Regions from separate parts of the Homo sapiens genome. Here region 2 is linked to region 1. The links are chromatin contacts, found by Hi-C or POLR2A ChIA-PET in ENCODE. All regions are on one chromosome and are shown on one strand. Each heading gives the region's core, a stretch centred on a gene start or an enhancer-like site at or near the end of the contact. The rest is flanking DNA. Distances are from core to core; before and after follow the strand shown. Region 1 overlaps CSRP1 (cysteine and glycine rich protein 1). Region 2 overlaps LMOD1 (leiomodin 1).

Region 1 (5,833 bases), core at 3,308-5,807:
CCACCTTTCTATTGCCTCGCTCAAGAAATGTTGAGCTGGGAGTACTTTTGGGTGCTTATGAATGAGCAAAGGGATTCAGCTTATTTTGGCAGGGAGGTGGCTAGGAAATATGAGGAGAGGTGTTGGTCTAGGTGTGATTCAGTTTTTCTCCAGCCTAGAGAGCTTGGGGTAGCAGCCCCTGCTTTACAGAGGAGGCAGCAAAGGCTGGGTGACTATTGAGGTTGCACCAGCACTGACCTAGACCCAGGTCCCCCCATTTCAGCTCTCTGGAGGAGAAGCCAATGTGCAAGGTTAGGCAACCAGGAAATCTGAGGGGATGAATTTCCTTTCTCATCCACCAGCCTGGGCACTGGGAGTGTCTTTGCCCTTAAAAGGCCTTGTTTTGTCTTATCTGACTGCTGCCTGCCTCTTGCTTTTCCTGGGTTAAGCAGAGCTGTCTACACATCAGCCTCTTAGCCTGCCCAGCTGTTGATGGGAACTGGCTGCGGAGAAGTCTGTCTGTGCAACGTCCCATCACTGTGTACAAACTCGGGCCTCACTTTTTTTCTGGGACAGCTGTTTGCCCTGTGTTACAGAATGCATGTGAGGACTAGATATTTAAACATATGATGCCTGGCCACAGAGAAGGTATTTGTAATTGGATTCTCCTGGACCAGCCCAGCCTCTGAAGTTCTAGAATTAGGTGCCTCCTTTGCCCAAAGGCTATCAGCTATTGGAGGGGAGGGTGGCAGTATGTCCCTCACTGGGTAGCTGTGAACACTAACTGACTTCACCAGTGTAAAGTGCCTGGCACAGGGCCTGGCACAGAGGAAGCCAGAGTCAATGTTGTCTAGTATCACTTTGGAAGGAGAATAAGTCTATGAAATGCATTAAACTCAGCAGGGAAAGTCCTAAGGAGTAGTTTCTCCAGGGGCCACAGAAGACCCTTTGGGTCTCTATGAGAGGCCCCAAGGCAACACAGGGCAGAGAGGTCTTTCTGGTGAGGGCTGTTCAAGTACTAAGTGACAGTACCAGGAGGAGTGCAAAGCCCTGGCTCACACCACTGATCTACTGGCAAGATGGGTCTGGAGAAGGCTCATCTGGCCCAGCCAGTGGGGTAACAGCTACTTTGGTGTTAAACCCACCCCCTCACCTGCCTTTTGTGGTATAGCTGGTGACCCTAATCATCAGGCCATTGCAACATAGCATGGAAGATGGTGCGAGGTGGCGTGTGGTCCCTGGCCTTCTCCCTCTACTGCCTTGCACCATAGGCCATGTCCTCCCAGCAGCACCAGCTGAGTAGACTTCAGAAGTGGCTTGAGCCCTTATACCATGGTTATGTCAAAGGGAGTGGGCCTGGGGTGGAGGGTACCCTCATCACTGGTGGCAGCCATTAACTATTTCCTTCCCTGCCTAGTCCTGGCATAAGGCCTGCTTTCGATGTGCCAAGTGTGGCAAAGGCCTTGAGTCAACCACCCTGGCAGACAAGGATGGCGAGATTTACTGCAAAGGTGGGTGTTTTCACTTCTAATTGAGGGTCAGGAGGCCCAAGGGGGTAGGGGGGCTAAGTAGTTTTGCCTTTGCTGAATGTAAACTAATTCCTGGCCTTGGGATCCAAGATCTGAACATCTAGTATGATTCCTTCATTGTACAGATGAGGAAACAAGACCAGAGGGGGAAAGCAACTTGGCCAGCATCATCTGGCAAATTGAGGCAGGCATAGGGCTAGACCCTGGCTTCCTAACTCCCAGTCCAATGTTCTTACAGCAGATGATGCTTCTATAATTTTGGTGGCAGGGGCAATGGGTACAGGGTACAACCAAGAGCCTCTTCGCTATTTTACTATTGAGATTGGGGTGCTGTGGAGGTGAGGGGGTACCAGTGGACCTTCCTTCCCTAGCAGTCTGGCTGGGCACTAGGAGTGGGGGATCTTCAGCAGGAGGGTGGGTGGTGTGGCTGGGGGTGGAGGAAGAACATGCCCTTATCTCTCTCCTCTCTCTGCAGGATGTTATGCTAAAAACTTCGGGCCCAAGGGCTTTGGTTTTGGGCAAGGAGCTGGGGCCTTGGTCCACTCTGAGTGAGGCCACCATCACCCACCACACCCTGCCCACTCCTGCGCTTTTCATCGCCATTCCATTCCCAGCAGCTTTGGAGACCTCCAGGATTATTTCTCTGTCAGCCCTGCCACATATCACTAATGACTTGAACTTGGGCATCTGGCTCCCTTTGGTTTGGGGGTCTGCCTGAGGTCCCACCCCACTAAAGGGCTCCCCAGGCCTGGGATCTGACACCATCACCAGTAGGAGACCTCAGTGTTTTGGGTCTAGGTGAGAGCAGGCCCCTCTCCCCACACCTCGCCCCACAGAGCTCTGTTCTTAGCCTCCTGTGCTGCGTGTCCATCATCAGCTGACCAAGACACCTGAGGACACATCTTGGCACCCAGAGGAGCAGCAGCAACAGGCTGGAGGGAGAGGGAAGCAAGACCAAGATGAGGAGGGGGGAAGGCTGGGTTTTTTGGATCTCAGAGATTCTCCTCTGTGGGAAAGAGGTTGAGCTTCCTGGTGTCCCTCAGAGTAAGCCTGAGGAGTCCCAGCTTAGGGAGTCACTATTGGAGGCAGAGAGGCATGCAGGCAGGGTCCTAGGAGCCCCTGCTTCTCCAGGCCTCTTGCCTTTGAGTCTTTGTGGAATGGATAGCCTCCCACTAGGACTGGGAGGAGAATAACCCAGGTCTTAAGGACCCCAAAGTCAGGATGTTGTTTGATCTTCTCAAACATCTAGTTCCCTGCTTGATGGGAGGATCCTAATGAAATACCTGAAACATATATTGGCATTTATCAATGGCTCAAATCTTCATTTATCTCTGGCCTTAACCCTGGCTCCTGAGGCTGCGGCCAGCAGAGCCCAGGCCAGGGCTCTGTTCTTGCCACACCTGCTTGATCCTCAGATGTGGAGGGAGGTAGGCACTGCCTCAGTCTTCATCCAAACACCTTTCCCTTTGCCCTGAGACCTCAGAATCTTCCCTTTAACCCAAGACCCTGCCTCTTCCACTCCACCCTTCTCCAGGGACCCTTAGATCACATCACTCCACCCCTGCCAGGCCCCAGGTTAGGAATAGTGGTGGGAGGAAGGGGAAAGGGCTGGGCCTCACCGCTCCCAGCAACTGAAAGGACAACACTATCTGGAGCCACCCACTGAAAGGGCTGCAGGCATGGGCTGTACCCAAGCTGATTTCTCATCTGGTCAATAAAGCTGTTTAGACCAGAACTCTGGTGTCCAATCCTGTGTCTGTGGAGCTGGGAGGGAACTCAATGGGAGCAATCAAATTAGCAGGGGCTTTGGGAGGCCGAGGCAGGCGGATCACCTGAGGTCAGGAGTTTGAGACCAGCCTGGCTAACATGGTGAAATTCTGACTCAACTAAAAATACAAAAAATGAGCCAGGCATGGTGGTGGGTGCCTGTAATCCCAGCTACTTGGGAGGCTGAGGCAGGAGAATCGCTTGAACCCGGGAGGCAGAGGTTGCAGTGAGCTGAGATCACACCATTGTACTCCAGCCTAGGCAACAAATGTGAAACTCTGTCTCAAAAAAAAAGCAGGCAGCCTGGTGGAAATGAATCAAAGTGGATTCGTTCCTGCTTTTTCTAAGGACCAATTACTTCTCAGTATCAATGCCAACTGAACCACACTGTCTGAAGTGACCCGACCAGCCAAACACCACTGGCTTGTCCTGTCTGGTCTCCACCCCCAAATCTGGGCCTGGGAATTGCATGGACTTTGGACTTGGAGGGGCTCAGCTAGGCCCCAAAACTGTGCTCAGAACTTCTCCCAGCTCGGAAAGCCCCAGCCTAAGAGGGAAACTCAACCAGAGGAACTTTCACGTCAAATCTAGAAAGCTCACTTCTACCTAGGAGGGGTGTGGTGGAGGGGCCTGGCTCAGCCTGCTGTGCTGTTAGGGCCCCCACAGCAAGTCCGTGGAAGGCCACATTTTTTTTTGGAAATAGGTTCATGTGAGGGGTTGCGGCATCCTTCATCTTAGGCATACCTGCCTGATGCGTTGGGGCTGTGCTGCTTTGCTTCAGCCCTTCTCGAAAATGTGCCCACACTAAGTTTTCAAAACAAAAGCAGATGCTTTAATAACAACAAGGCCTCGTGTACCTATTTCCCAGATGACCAGCTCCAACAGTGGCCTTGACAGAGGCCCCTCCTGGACTCTGAGAAAGGCACCTATGCATGCATAACACCCATCAATGGTGCAGAGCAATAGAAAAGTACAAGATGACCGGGAGAAGAGCTGGAGGAGTTCAGGGAATGCCAGCCCAGGGTGGGCTCTGGCTGGGAGTTCTGCAATCGGGGTCAAGGGCTCCATCTTGGTAACCCCTCTGGCTCCAGCACAGGGGGTGGCCCACGAAAGGTGCTCCGGACAAGTTTCCGCAGCCAGGAGGACGGCTGGTTCCACACACCCAGGTGGACCCTTCTGTCTGGGAGGGGCCTACAGGAGTGGCCCGGATGGGAGCCTTTGGGGCCCAAAGCTGGAGAGAGGCTGCCCTCTGCTGGCTGATCGGGAGGGCCTGTCGGCGACCGTCCTGTGCCTTGCACCACTAGCTGTCTTGCTCCCGGGCCACTGTTTTTCAGTGCAGCCCCACGGTGGGCAAGGGGCCCTGACGCACCTCCTGGGAATAAGACCTGGGTAAAGGCAGTAGGCTGTAAGCCAGCTGCGGCCAGGCCAGGAAGCACTCACTGGACGGTGAAGGGCCAGCCAGAGGGGCGCATCAAGGAAGGAGGAACACCAGGCAGGGGAGGCACTTGGGGAAGGAGGGTCGGCTGACGGGGAGGGGGCCCAGCATCTGCAAGCGCGGCGCTTGCGCCGTCCCGGGAGACACCAGGTGGTGCTGTGGGGTCAGGGCAAAAGGCAGGCGCTGCGTTTCCGCGCACCCCACGCCCTCCTCCTCTCTCTGTGGACCCTGAGGACTCAGCTCCTGCGCAAGACAGCGCACGCGTCTAATCCCCGACGCTCACTTCTCCTTGGAGGGCTGTCGCGCTTCGGGGCCCTGTGGAATACCAAACCCTCACCAAAGAGTGAGCAAGGACTCTTTTTTTTGAGACAGAGTTTTCCTCTTGTTGCCCACGCTGGAGTGCAATGGTGCGATCTCGGCTCAACGCAACCTCCGCCTCCCGGGTTCAAGCGATTCTCCTGGCTCAGCCTCTGAGTGGCTGGGATTACAGGCATAAGCCACCCCGCCCGGCTAATTTTTGTATTTTTTTGGTAGAGACGGGGTTTCTCCATGTTGGTCAAGCTAGTTGGCCTAGAACTCCCGACCTCAGGTGATCTGCCCACCTCGGCCTCCCAAAGTGCTGGGATTACAGGCATGAGCCACCGCACCCGGCCAGGGTGAGCTAGGTCTTTATGTCCACTTAGGTATTTCTTTTCTCGTTTCTGTCATCTCCGAGCAAGGCGTCCAGGGCGACCTCGGGAGAATGTGTTTGGTGGGAGCTATGCCCAGCTGCAGGAGCGGTAGAGCCCTGGGCTTTTTAGGATGTGATGGAAAATAGCTGCCGCTCCCGATGGGCGGCAGGCCCAGCCTCCTCGGGCTGCCCTTCTCCAAGAGCCTTAGCAAATTGTCCGGGTCACCTGAGAGGCTGGGGAGGGACAGGAAGACCACGAGGCCGACTGGAGGGTGAGGATAGAGATCTTGGGTAGCGGGGGTTGGGGGGCGTTAGAGCTGCTATTAAGTGTGGGAGTGATCCCTGAATCAAGGGCCACAGAAATTATTCGAGAGGGGCTCCCAATCGCTTCTCGACCTTTTGGCTAAGATCAAGTGAGGGGGGCACCCAGCGAGGAACGATCCCCCGACTTAG
Region 2 (5,382 bases), core at 1,498-3,997, 410 kb before region 1:
AGGACCAGCCAAGTCCTACAGGTCAGTCCATCCGAAAGGTCTCTGGGAGATTCACCTCTCAGGAGAGTCTACCTTTGCCTAGCCAGTGCCATGGACACAGGAGCCATCCCTGGACACCCTACTTCTCCAAGCCCTGCCTCCCCTGGAAGTCTGGCCTGGGTGACAAAGTCCACGATCGTTTGTCCATTTGGTTGGATACCCAACCCCCACAACATCATCTGGGACAAGGTATCATGAGATAAAGGAAAATCTCAATTGTAATTCCAGTGGTCACTCAATGACATCCAATTTTTACAGACAATGAAAAATGCTCCCTCAGTGTCAACACCTCATTCACATTCCACAGACATAACATATTGCAGTGTCTTGTGTGTCCTTCCAGTAGGGAGGGAGGTGAGGTGGCTGAGCTCCCTTCTCTAACCTGTCTCTACTTTGCCCCTACAGGTGGAAGTGCCCAAACTGCTTCAGTAGGACCAGGCTGCCAGGCACCATCTGCCAATGCCATGACTGCTCAGGCCTCACCTCCCAGGGCTACACAGACCCTGCCCACCCCATCCCTGGCTGACCTGCTGTGGATGTCCCTATTCTGCCATGGGAGAGTCCAGGCCTGGGTCACGCTCAAGGAAGGATGCCTTATCTCTTCTCACTTTCCTTTTCTTGTCTCTGAGGCTCTCCAAATTTTGCTTTAGTACATGGAGCTCAGGTTTCTGGACAAGAAGAGTCCTTTTAGCACATCACTGAGAAGATGGCACTGTCCAGGGCCCATGTAGCTGGCAAGCTGCAAAAGGCCTGTGATCCAGGAAAGATGTCCCACAGGGACCACATCCACCCCAGCCCCACTGCCCTCCAGGGCCAGGATTCAGGCCTCTGAGGAGCCCACGGGGCAAAGCTGCTGGGCCAGTGGCACTCTGTGTGGGAAAATGGCAGAAAGATGGAGAGGCATGGGGGCCCAAAGGGGAGCGTGGGGAGGGGCTGAGGATACCCCAAAGTCCAGGCTAATTAGAGGATGTGGCAGGGGCAGTGGCCTGGATGCACAGTGCCTGATGGGAGTAGGCTCCAGACAGGAGGAGTGGGACAGACAGCAGCTGGACTTGAAGGTTTGATGCCAAAGCAGACATTTTCCTCACACCCACCTGCTGCTGTATGAATAGCTGTGTATCTGTTTTTCCATAAGATTTTGATAATATATACAAACCTTTAGCTGTGAATGGCTGTGCCCCACCTGTTGTCCTGAACTGTGAGTCCTGATCCTAACCCTGGGCTCCCTGGAGGACTCTAGAAGCTCAGGTTCCCTGCCACACTATTTGAGTTGGCCAAGAAATAAATTCACATCCTCAGAAAGTGCAGCATGGAGGAAAATCTGAACTCTAAGCAGAAGACTCTCCACTGACCTGGTTGTCCAGGTCTAGAAGGCCAGGCCTCTACTAGGTCTGCTCCTGAACCAGTCCTGCTGCCTGGAGTCAGTAGCCAGAGTTGTTCTCAGGGGTGCTGGGGCAGAGTGGAGCCCAGGGTGCTGGGATGGCTATATTAGGCATGTTCAGGGATGCTCATTCCATGACTCTGCCTAACCATGGGCTCAGGGCCAGGTCCTCACAGCAGTCACAGGCCCAGGAAGGCGGCAGGCAGAGAAGTGGAGTGACTATTTGGAGAATAGCACCCATATCTGTGTGCCCTAGGGCTCAGAGGGGCCTCATCTTCCCCAGCCCTCCCCACCTGCTCACCAATTCCACTTCCTGCCCCAACTGCAGGAATGCTGACAATGCTGCCATGCCCACCATCGGGTGTAGGTGAAAGGCATCTTTCTGAATTTCATTCTCTTGAAGGTGCTGCCACCCCTTGGCACTGTGGAACTGCCACCTTGGGTCTGTGTCACTTGTAGGTTTCTCTGCCTCCAGGTTGCCTCAACAGCAGGAGGCACAGCAGTTTCACCATCTTTGAGGTGAGGGTGGGGTGCCCCAGCTAGGAAGCAAGATCGCTGTGCTAGGTCTGACCAAAACCAGAGGGCAGTCTAGTCCTGGGGGTAAAGCCCTCAGATCCCAGGGTACACTCTTCTCCATTCCCTCCACCCACTTGCCTGTCACCCCAGTCACCTAAGCAATCACTGGGCCCAGAGGAGAGGAGACAGACACACACTGGCTCCTGGACCTAAAGGGTATGAGCTGGAGCTAAGGCCAGCTAGAGCTTCCACTGTCAGCCCTCACTGTCAGTCCCACTGCACCCCCCTGTGCCTGCTGGGCACTGGGCACTAGCTAGATGCTTTAGGTTGCTTCAGCTGATCCTTCAACTCTGTGAGGTGGATACCAATATTCTATTTTGCAGATAGAATTTGGCCCAGAGAGGTTAACTAATATATCCATGATCACACAGCTAATAAAAGTCAGAGCTCAGGTCTGTTTTGTTTGTTGGTTTTGTTTTGAGCCCAGGTCTTCAGGCCATAGAACTGCTTCTCATTAACAGCTCCCCTTCCTTCCCTCACTGAAATAAGGCTGTGACGGTGCTGCAGGAAAGCACTGGACGCTCACCTGAACCCAAACAACCTGCCTCCAAATCTTAAGGGTCCAATAGAACCTGTCACCTTAGGAAGCCCTTTCTACCAAACTTCAAACATGATTTAGCCAGAGAGAAAAACCACTCCCTACTGTCCTGAGCAACAAGTGAGCTGCCCTCTTCCTCGGTGCTCCCGCGGTGGGGATGCTGTTTCCGTCCTGGATGATGTCATCACTCCTCTAGTGCACTTGAACCTGGTGCGGGAGCACAGCGCCACCTGGGGGTGGACCGCAACCCAGATTCTCCAGCTGCTCCAGGGGTGCCCTGGAGCTGTGCTAGGGACCAGGGGAGGGAGGCAGTTAGAGGGAGGGGGAGGAAAAGATGGGCAGATAGCCTGGTGAGCTTCGGAAAAGGGGCCCAAACTCTGGAGGCTGTGTTTCTGCTGCGCCACGCACCCACTGCTGCCCACCTGCCCCACCAACACTGGCAGTCACCCATCTATCCTGCTTCCTTTCCTAAAACTTAGAGAGGGAAATCCAGAAAGGCTCTATCCTTGTCTGGTGCCTGTACTGTACAAGGACAAAAAAAGAGGTTCGAAGATAGAAAATGACTTGTCGAAGTTGATGAATCAGGATTTGAACCCAAGTCTCTTATCTCTGGGTTCATCTAGCAACCTGGATGAAGCCACGGTCTGACCTCCACGGTCTCTGCCTGCAGCCCCCACTGTCATATCCTCCACTCTGCCCCCCCACCCTCCATCACTTCCTGGAGAATCACATTCCCTAGCTCCTACCTGCAAGGAAGGGAGGCTTCACCTCTCAGCTCTCCCGGCCCGCAGGGCCCAGCCGTTGCACCCCAAGCTTCTTGCCTCCTGGTCCTATCCAGATGGGAAAAGCGTCTTTCCCTCCACCTTCCCAGCACTGGGACCTAGGCCCTGGTGCTGGCTGTGGGTGGGATGGCAGGCACCAGCAGCTGCCAAGGCGCTGGCCTCACTTGTCCTTACAGAAGCTCAACCTGCAGGTGAGCAAGGGGCTCTAGGCCTGGGCACTGTGTCACACATGTGGCACTCTTTAAGAAACATGAGATCTGGATGCAGGTCACCCATGAGCTTCTGGACCACCAAGTCGGGAGTGCCATGTGCTGCCCCCTACCCTTCACCCTGCATGGCCAGGCTGGGGCTCCTGACCTCTGAGTTTGGCCTAACTAGGGCCTGTGTTGCTGTGGTGCTGGGCTAGGCTGCTGGCCTAAGAGTGGCCAAGAGAGTGTGGCCCCCCTCAGCACCCTTCCCCCAGCACCTCCCACTCATCCTGTCTATGCCCCTCCTACCCCTCCCTCCCTCCCTCCTTCCTCCAGCCCTCTAGGGCCCTTCCCTTACTTGCCCCTCCCTCCTTTACTCTTTGCCTGAAGTACCTCCCTTCTGTTCACCTCTTGTGGGGGGCTCCCCTTCTCCCCTCACCCAAGGTGTCTCTCCTTTCTTGCCAACCTTTCTCCCCCTGCCCATTGTATTTCCATGTGTCCCTGCCCTAGCTCCTTCCCCTGCACCTGACCCCTCCCATCCACCTGTGAGATCCGCTTTCCCTTGAGCAGGCCCAGCCTGGCAAGATTCCTGCCCTAAGAATGCACTCCTCTTGCTTTTGTCTAAAAATGCCCCTCTTCTCCACATGTGCCTTCCAGACCGCCCTTTGGGGGATTCACCATTCCCTCCCAGCCTAGCAGGACCCTATTGACACTATTGAGGTCCCCCAATCCTTGAGGGACACTGCCCCTCCCACCCTCACTCCTGCCTGCCCTTATAGAGTGCCTGATTGGCTTTCAGGGGTGCTAGCTGAGGAACAAGGCGATCCGGAGGGGCAACTACAGCTTTGTACTCCCCTGGCCCTGCTGGGCTCCCCTTGTTTCCCAGATGATGAGTCAGATGAGGTGGGGTCAGAGGAGACTGCAGTGGTTTGGGAAGAGACGTAGGGGTGATTGCCTCCATTTAAAGAACTCCAGGATATGTGAGAGACCTCTTCACTGCTCAGAGCATGTGAAAGTCCTACTCTGTCACAGTTTTGCTCCTTTTCTTAGAATTCTCTTCAGTGTTTTGCAGAGTTAGTTGACTGGAAATGGGGCAACTCTACTCTTCCAGTCTCAGCTATGGCTAGGGTAAACCTGCCTCCTATCCCAGACTACAAAGCATTTTTTCATTGGCACCAGGTTGTTGATTCAAGGATAATTAATTCTGACTGGCATCACCTTGCATACATTTACACATCATTTCTCGGAGAAACTAAAAAACCTTAATATGTAGATCTCTTCCAGCTCCCAGCTTCAGGAGAGAGGAGACTGCACTCCAAACCTCAGATGACTTGGAGACCCTCTTTCCTAAATTGTGAAGCCAGGCACTCCAGGGCTCCAGCTCCCACCTCTTGTCCCCACCCTCAAAGAGAAAGAGGATTTGTACCTGTGGCCTCAGCTCTGTCTCTACCAGCATCAGCAGCCCCTCCCTGTCTGGGTCTGATCCAGGGGCAGACATGTGGGCCCCATGAAGATTTCACTGGGAAGGGGAAAGCCATGAATCTAGGGGCAGAGCTCTGCCCAGGGGAATTTCTGACCCTGGCCCCAAAACCCTGGCCCAGGAGCTCTTGCCTTCCAGGCTGCGTGACAAGAGATAATCCTCAAGAGTATGTGGGTGGCAGAAGGCCCTGGGGGCATGGTCAGCACAACGGCCATATCCAGAACCCAGCTGGGCTGCAGGATCCCAGAGGTCTGAGCGGGCAGGGCAGGAGAGCAAAGCCTGAGGCTGCAGTGGGGCTGGAGTACCTGTGGATGGGGAGAAAAGGAGGGCTGGGCTTAGAGGATACTTGGATAAGGGGCTTGGAGAGGGGAGGGGCTCTTCATTGGTGGGGCTTTGCC

The links. A loop is a pair of places that touch in the nucleus more often than their neighbours do. ChIA-PET counts read pairs that join two places held with the same protein, here RNA polymerase II (POLR2A). Pooled maps may share reads with other maps.
Region 2: a loop to region 1 is called in a pooled map, with 2.2 times the contacts of the local background. The contact joins two enhancer-like sites. A Hi-C loop is called at or near these places in 1 of 50 pooled maps. POLR2A ChIA-PET finds 5 or more read pairs at or near these places in 3 of 52 experiments (GM12878, HEK293 and WTC11).

What each region holds. Positions count from the first base shown.
Region 1 is chr1:201,480,940-201,486,772 of GRCh38, reverse strand. It overlaps CSRP1 (cysteine and glycine rich protein 1), which reads left to right. Exons shown (of 6, transcript NM_004078.3): 5 at 1,397-1,490; 6 at 1,984-3,243. The coding sequence ends at 2,060. Among named protein-coding and RNA genes, the nearest start is that of PHLDA3, 15 kb to the right of the region's middle. RefSeq lists an enhancer at 3,456-3,785. Within about 2 kb of position 4,557, at least 22 of the 41 ENCODE cell types and tissues checked have a DNase peak (open chromatin) inside an H3K27ac peak, as active enhancers do.
Region 2 is chr1:201,893,461-201,898,842 of GRCh38, reverse strand. LMOD1 (leiomodin 1) reads left to right here. Exons shown (of 3, transcript NM_012134.3): 3 at 445-2,387. The coding sequence ends at 471. Among named protein-coding and RNA genes, the nearest start is that of SHISA4, 7.3 kb to the right of the region's middle. RefSeq lists an enhancer at 2,632-2,701. Within about 2 kb of position 2,747, at least 18 of the 41 ENCODE cell types and tissues checked have a DNase peak (open chromatin) inside an H3K27ac peak, as active enhancers do.